2 separate regions of the Homo sapiens genome follow, and region 2 is linked to region 1. The links are chromatin loops, found by intact Hi-C in ENCODE. Cell type or tissue: GM12878. All regions are shown on one strand.

Region 1 (2,500 bases):
ACCTTGTGTTTTTATGAAAATTATCACCATTGATTAAGCTCATCAGTGAACCACTTCTAATTTACATCTTAAATTATCACCTAGTCCATAGGATCAGTGGGATGACTCACCAGTTTATGCCTGGGGTAAAAATGCAAGGCCACTGTATAGGTCTTAGGCTGTAACCTTGTATTAGGTTGGCGCAAAAGTAATTGTGGTTTTTGAGGTACCCCTGTGTCTTTGGGAGGATTTGTAGATGACACTTAGGGACCATGTAGTAAGTCTAAATACTGCCTTTTCTCTTGACGTCCGCATCTCCATATTACTGACAACTGACCAGCACATTCACGTGGATCAATGGACTTACCTCCCATTTAAATATGTAGGGAAACAGAATGGTATCCTTGGTTATTGGAATGGCCTCTTTTAGACTGGTCTTTGTCTCTTTCTCTTCCATCTTCTTTAGGGGACCATATTGTGGGCTTAATAAACACATGCCAATGAGCCAGCTATAGCATCTCATTTATTTTTATTTTTTTGAGACAGTCTTGCTCTGTTGCCTAGGTTGGGGTACAGTGGCACCATCTCAGCTCACTGCAACCTCCGCCTCCCAGGTAGCTGAGGTTACAGGCACCTGCCGTCACACCCAGCTAATTTTTGTATTTTTAGTAGAGACGGGGTTTCACCATATTGGCCGGGCTGGTCTTAAACTCCTGACCTCAAGTGATCCACCCACTTCGGCCTCCCAACGTTCTGGGATTACAGGCATGAGCCACTGTGCCTGGCCTATAGCATCTCATTTAATCCTCAGTGACTTTGCCAAGGAAGTGTTCTCATCCCCATCTCGTGGCTGGGGAGACTGAGGCAGAGGCACTGTTGAAGTGCTTATGTTCCAACAGCTTCTGATGTGAGTCTACATTTTAACAGAGGCCCCAGGGCAGCCAGAAGATCTTTCAAATTGGGGAAACCCTAGCCCAGGACTAGTACCCATAGAGCTGGGGCCACATCTGGTCTCTACCCAATGCTAGGAGGCTGTTCCTGGACAAGTCGCCCCATCTTTCTCTGCCTTACTAACTTGACCTGAGAAATGGAACTCTCACCACCACCCCCGGAGATGTCTGTGAGGATGAAGGAAGGCAGAGCGAGTAGCCACCTGCGGAGGAGGGTGTTTGGCGGTGGCCTGGTCCCGAGTTGATTTCGGGCCTCAGTTGAATGAAGACAGGCCCTGCCTCTGTCTTCCACAAAGAAGCTGACAAAGAGTGAAACTCTATGACTAAACAGGAAGCTGCACCTCCGAATGCTGCAGACGGAGCCATCATGTGATGCTTTCTATTTCTCTGAGAAGGTGACAGAACAGGGCTTGGTTTCTCGAGTCCCCTGAGATAGCGCCATTGTGCCCCCCCACCCCCCATATTAACACTGGGCACCATGTGGTTTGGTGTTTGAAGGTTTGGAGAGAGAACTCGTGTTCTGGGTGGATGGTCTGAAGAACCTGGTCCCTGGGGTTCCAACTAGATTCGAACGACTCCTCCAAGGGTGTGACTTCAGACCTGTGCCTGATGCCTGAGATCCACTGAAGTGCTCCTTAAATGAGTAGATATGGATAAAGTGACAACGTGTTGGTCATTACAGAACTTTAGAGCTGTCAGCTGAGCAAAACAGGGAGTGGCGTGCTCTAACATCAGTTCCAACAGGATCACCTTGCTGTAGGGCCGGGGTGGCAGTGGAGGTTGTTGGTTTCTGGCTACCTGGGGTAAATCCAGAAGCATGTATGGGTGGGTGGGATGTGGGCTGTGAACAAGGAGTCAGGGAACACACAGGTTGGCCTGAACAACTGGAAAGAGAGAATGTGTGTTTCCCATCATGGGAACAGGTGAGACACGGGGAGGAGGGGTGAGGATCCAGAGATTGGTTTTGGCCCTGTGAAGTTTGGGCAGGTAGATATTGCAATCTGAAATTCAGGAGTGATGGTCTGGGTTAAAAACATTAATGTGGCCATCGTCAGGATAGAGGTGGTATTTTAAGGCCCTGAGTGAATTATCCGACAGTACTGTCTGCTCTTGGACTTGGAAGAAGTCAGTTTCAAGTGGAGACTGGGCAGTTTAGTGTGGGAGCTGCCTTAGGGCCACATCCACCTGGAAATGTTTGCTTTGGGAGATGGCCTGAGATGCATGGTCAGAAAAGGAGGAGAGATGAAGTGCTTCTTTTGCCCCAGGGCAGCAGTAGCCAACCCCAACTAGCCAATTCCTGTTGGAGCCCAACATTGGGAAATCCAGGCCTCTAACTGCATAAGCGCTGAAAGGATCTCATTTATTGAGCATTCTGTCTCCCTTGAAGATGAGATTTCAGGGAGCTTATGCCTCTATTTGAAAAAGCATCCTAGTTTACTTGACATTTCTAATAACGCTGCATTATTCCCTGTAAGAAATTGGACTCAGAAAACATTTCTAAATCAGGCATTTGGAATGGACTTGGGTATTCCAATTCGGCCAAAGGGGATTGGGAAGACAGGTGTTTTGAA
Region 2 (2,500 bases), 80 kb before region 1:
GCTGGTGGGGTGGATTTGCCTGTCTTAAAATGCATAGGCCAGACTTGGGGGGCTGGGGGTGGGGGGATTTTGCCTTTTTCTGAATCAGGAATCAGCCATACAACAGAAGAAACAAACAGGGCCAGTGGAGGCTGTTGCCACCTGATCACTTATGACCTGTAGGATAGTGAGCAAGTTAGTTAACCTGGTTGAGCCTCACCGTTCTCATCTAAAAATGGGATAACACTGCTCTTCTCTGAGCATTGTTATGGAGATTACATTAGCTATGTTTGCAAGCGATCCCAATACACTGTGTAGAAAGGTCTTCACCTATGGAGGGTGCAAAGTTTTCCTTGTGATGAGGTTGGATGGCGTCATTTATATAGCTAACTGTGGCGGGATGTCTAAATCACACGTCATTCCTCAGATCCGGTTTTTCAAGTAGCTGAGTTGACAAGGGGACAGAGTGGATTATTAATAGAATGATGCCCCCAAGCCTGCAGTTGGCTTCTTGGGTCCCTTTGATGGGAAGGTTGGTGGATGGAAGTCGCACCAAGCTGCAGCCTGGGCCCCCACCCCCGCAGACGCCACAGACACTCCCCTCCCGTGCATTCAGCCCTTCACGGTGTGCACTAGAAGCACTGCTTCTTCCTGGAACCTTTTCAACTGCCTGGGAAATTACAAGAAGCAGAAAACTTTCGCTCTCACCTTGGCTGCAGGAAGTGGCGTTTCCTTTGCTCGGGAGGCCAGTGACGTGGAGCTCCTGTATTGCAGAATGTGTCTGCTGTGCCTGGAGTGTGATCCGGCTGGTCCAGGCCACCGAGAAGACCTCACCTTTGGAGAAGCCTGAAAAGGCCGCCCCAAAGCCTCCTGACCGAGGTCTCCCGAAAATGGGGATGGTGGGGAGTTTGGAACCTGAAGGGTAGATCATGTCATCTCAAAACATCAAGTTCTATTTGCAAAACCCAAATCACTGAGTTTTTGGAGAAGCAAGTAAATGGCTATCTGTTCTTCTCATCAAACCTCCAGGGACCTGGCGAGGAAGGCTCTTCCAGAATGAGGCAGCTGAGCAGTTGGGATTCTGGGCACATTCTGTACCTTTTGTAGGAGGGGAGGATGGAGGGTGGACGGGAAGTATTCCTTTCATGAAAGATGGTGAGGTTTCTTCACCTGGCCCCTCTTTCCTCTGACACTCCAAGCCGGCAACTGTTGAGCCAGCCCACTGAGAAGACTGCAATTAGTGCCTGGGCTTTCCCATATGGGAGGCCTTCACGTTGGTTCTCACTTTGTTCACATTCATTCTTCACCCTTCCATTCAGTTCTGTAATATCACCTCCCTGTTTCGATTTGCGTCATCCTCCGATGACAAGGAAAGTTCTCGTTTCATGGGTACCTACCGTGTGCTGTGCTTTGGTGCCCAACAAAGGTCACCTTATTTCGCCTTTCAGAAGAGGCCTGCAGGGTGGGGGGTGATGTCTCCTTTTTATCTGAGCATATGGAAACTCAGGGGTGGAGCGATTGCTCACAGTCACACAGCCATCAAGAAGCAGAGCTGGCATCGAAATTCAGATATGTCTGACCCAAAGTGAAAAACTTTGTGCTTTCAGCTATACCACACTGCTTTCTGGTGTTACCCGGGGAGGCGGGGAAGGGACCCTCACCAGTGCCAGGTGGATTCTATCTGCTCACATTGTATAAGCCAGCCCAGCTCAACCCAGAGGCTGCTCTTCAACTCAGAGAGGCCATTCTTGGCTTTCCTAAAGAGGTTTTTCTCTCAAGGAACTACCGTTTTTGTTTGTTTAGGTTGCTGTTTGTTTCTCTCCCTCCATCTCCCTCTGTGCCCCTTCTTTTCTCCCTCCTTCCTGCCCCACTCTCTCTCCTGTGCGGCAGGAAGCACATTCTATTTTTTTTGAGACAGAGTCTTGCTTTGTGACCCAGGCGGGAGTGCAGTGGTGCAATATCGGCTCACTGCCACCTCCAACCCCCGGGTTCAAGTGATTCTCCTGCCTTGGTCTCCTGAGTAGCTGGGATTACAGGCACGTGCCACCATACCTGGCTAATTTTTGTATTTTTCACAGAGACGGGGTTTCACCATGTTGCCCGGGCTGGTCTTGAACTCCTGACGTCAAGTGATCTGCCCACCTCAGCCTCCCAAAGTGCTGGGATTACAGGCACGAGCCACCGCGCCTGGCCCCAGGAAGCACATTCTTGATGTTGCACCTTAGCACTTGCTTATTTTGCCTTTGAGGACCTGCCCTTTCTGACCTGTAGTAATCAGAGAGCAGAGTGGAATCCACCAAGCGCTGAGGACAGAGAGAGGGTGGCAGGGAAGCGGGTGGGTTCGGAGCCTGAGAGGCTGGAGTTTGGAGCCTGGCTCTGCCCTATGCTCACTGTGTTGACTGGGACAAGTTGCCAGACCTTAGCAGCCTCAGTTTCCTCACCTGTAAAATGTGGGTAGCAGTGAGCCCATCTTACGTGGAATTGTTGTGAGATGTGTAAAACATCAAGTGTGGTGTGTGGC

What was found. A loop is a pair of places that touch in the nucleus more often than their neighbours do. Peaks named below come from ENCODE experiments on the same cell type or tissue, not always from the same donor. Only the 100,000 strongest peaks of a DNase experiment are listed, where the experiment ranks them.
Region 2: a loop joins it to region 1, with 2.8 times the contacts of the local background. A loop is called at or near these places in 6 of 110 quality-filtered maps.

The regions. Positions count from the first base shown.
Region 1 is chr20:51,399,354-51,401,853 of GRCh38, reverse strand. All of the region lies in intron 9 of NFATC2 (nuclear factor of activated T cells 2), which reads left to right. Among named protein-coding and RNA genes, the nearest start is that of MIR3194, 52 kb to the left of the region's middle. RefSeq lists an enhancer at 939-1,408. In GM12878, no CTCF peak of the experiment used is centred here; a DNase peak (open chromatin) is centred at 1,273; H3K4me3 peaks cover 547 bases; H3K27ac peaks cover 2,394 bases.
Region 2 is chr20:51,479,678-51,482,177 of GRCh38, reverse strand. All of the region lies in intron 3 of NFATC2 (nuclear factor of activated T cells 2), which reads left to right. Among named protein-coding and RNA genes, the nearest start is that of MIR3194, 28 kb to the right of the region's middle. In GM12878, no CTCF peak of the experiment used is centred here; a DNase peak (open chromatin) is centred at 1,357; H3K4me3 peaks cover 1,697 bases; H3K27ac peaks cover 2,105 bases.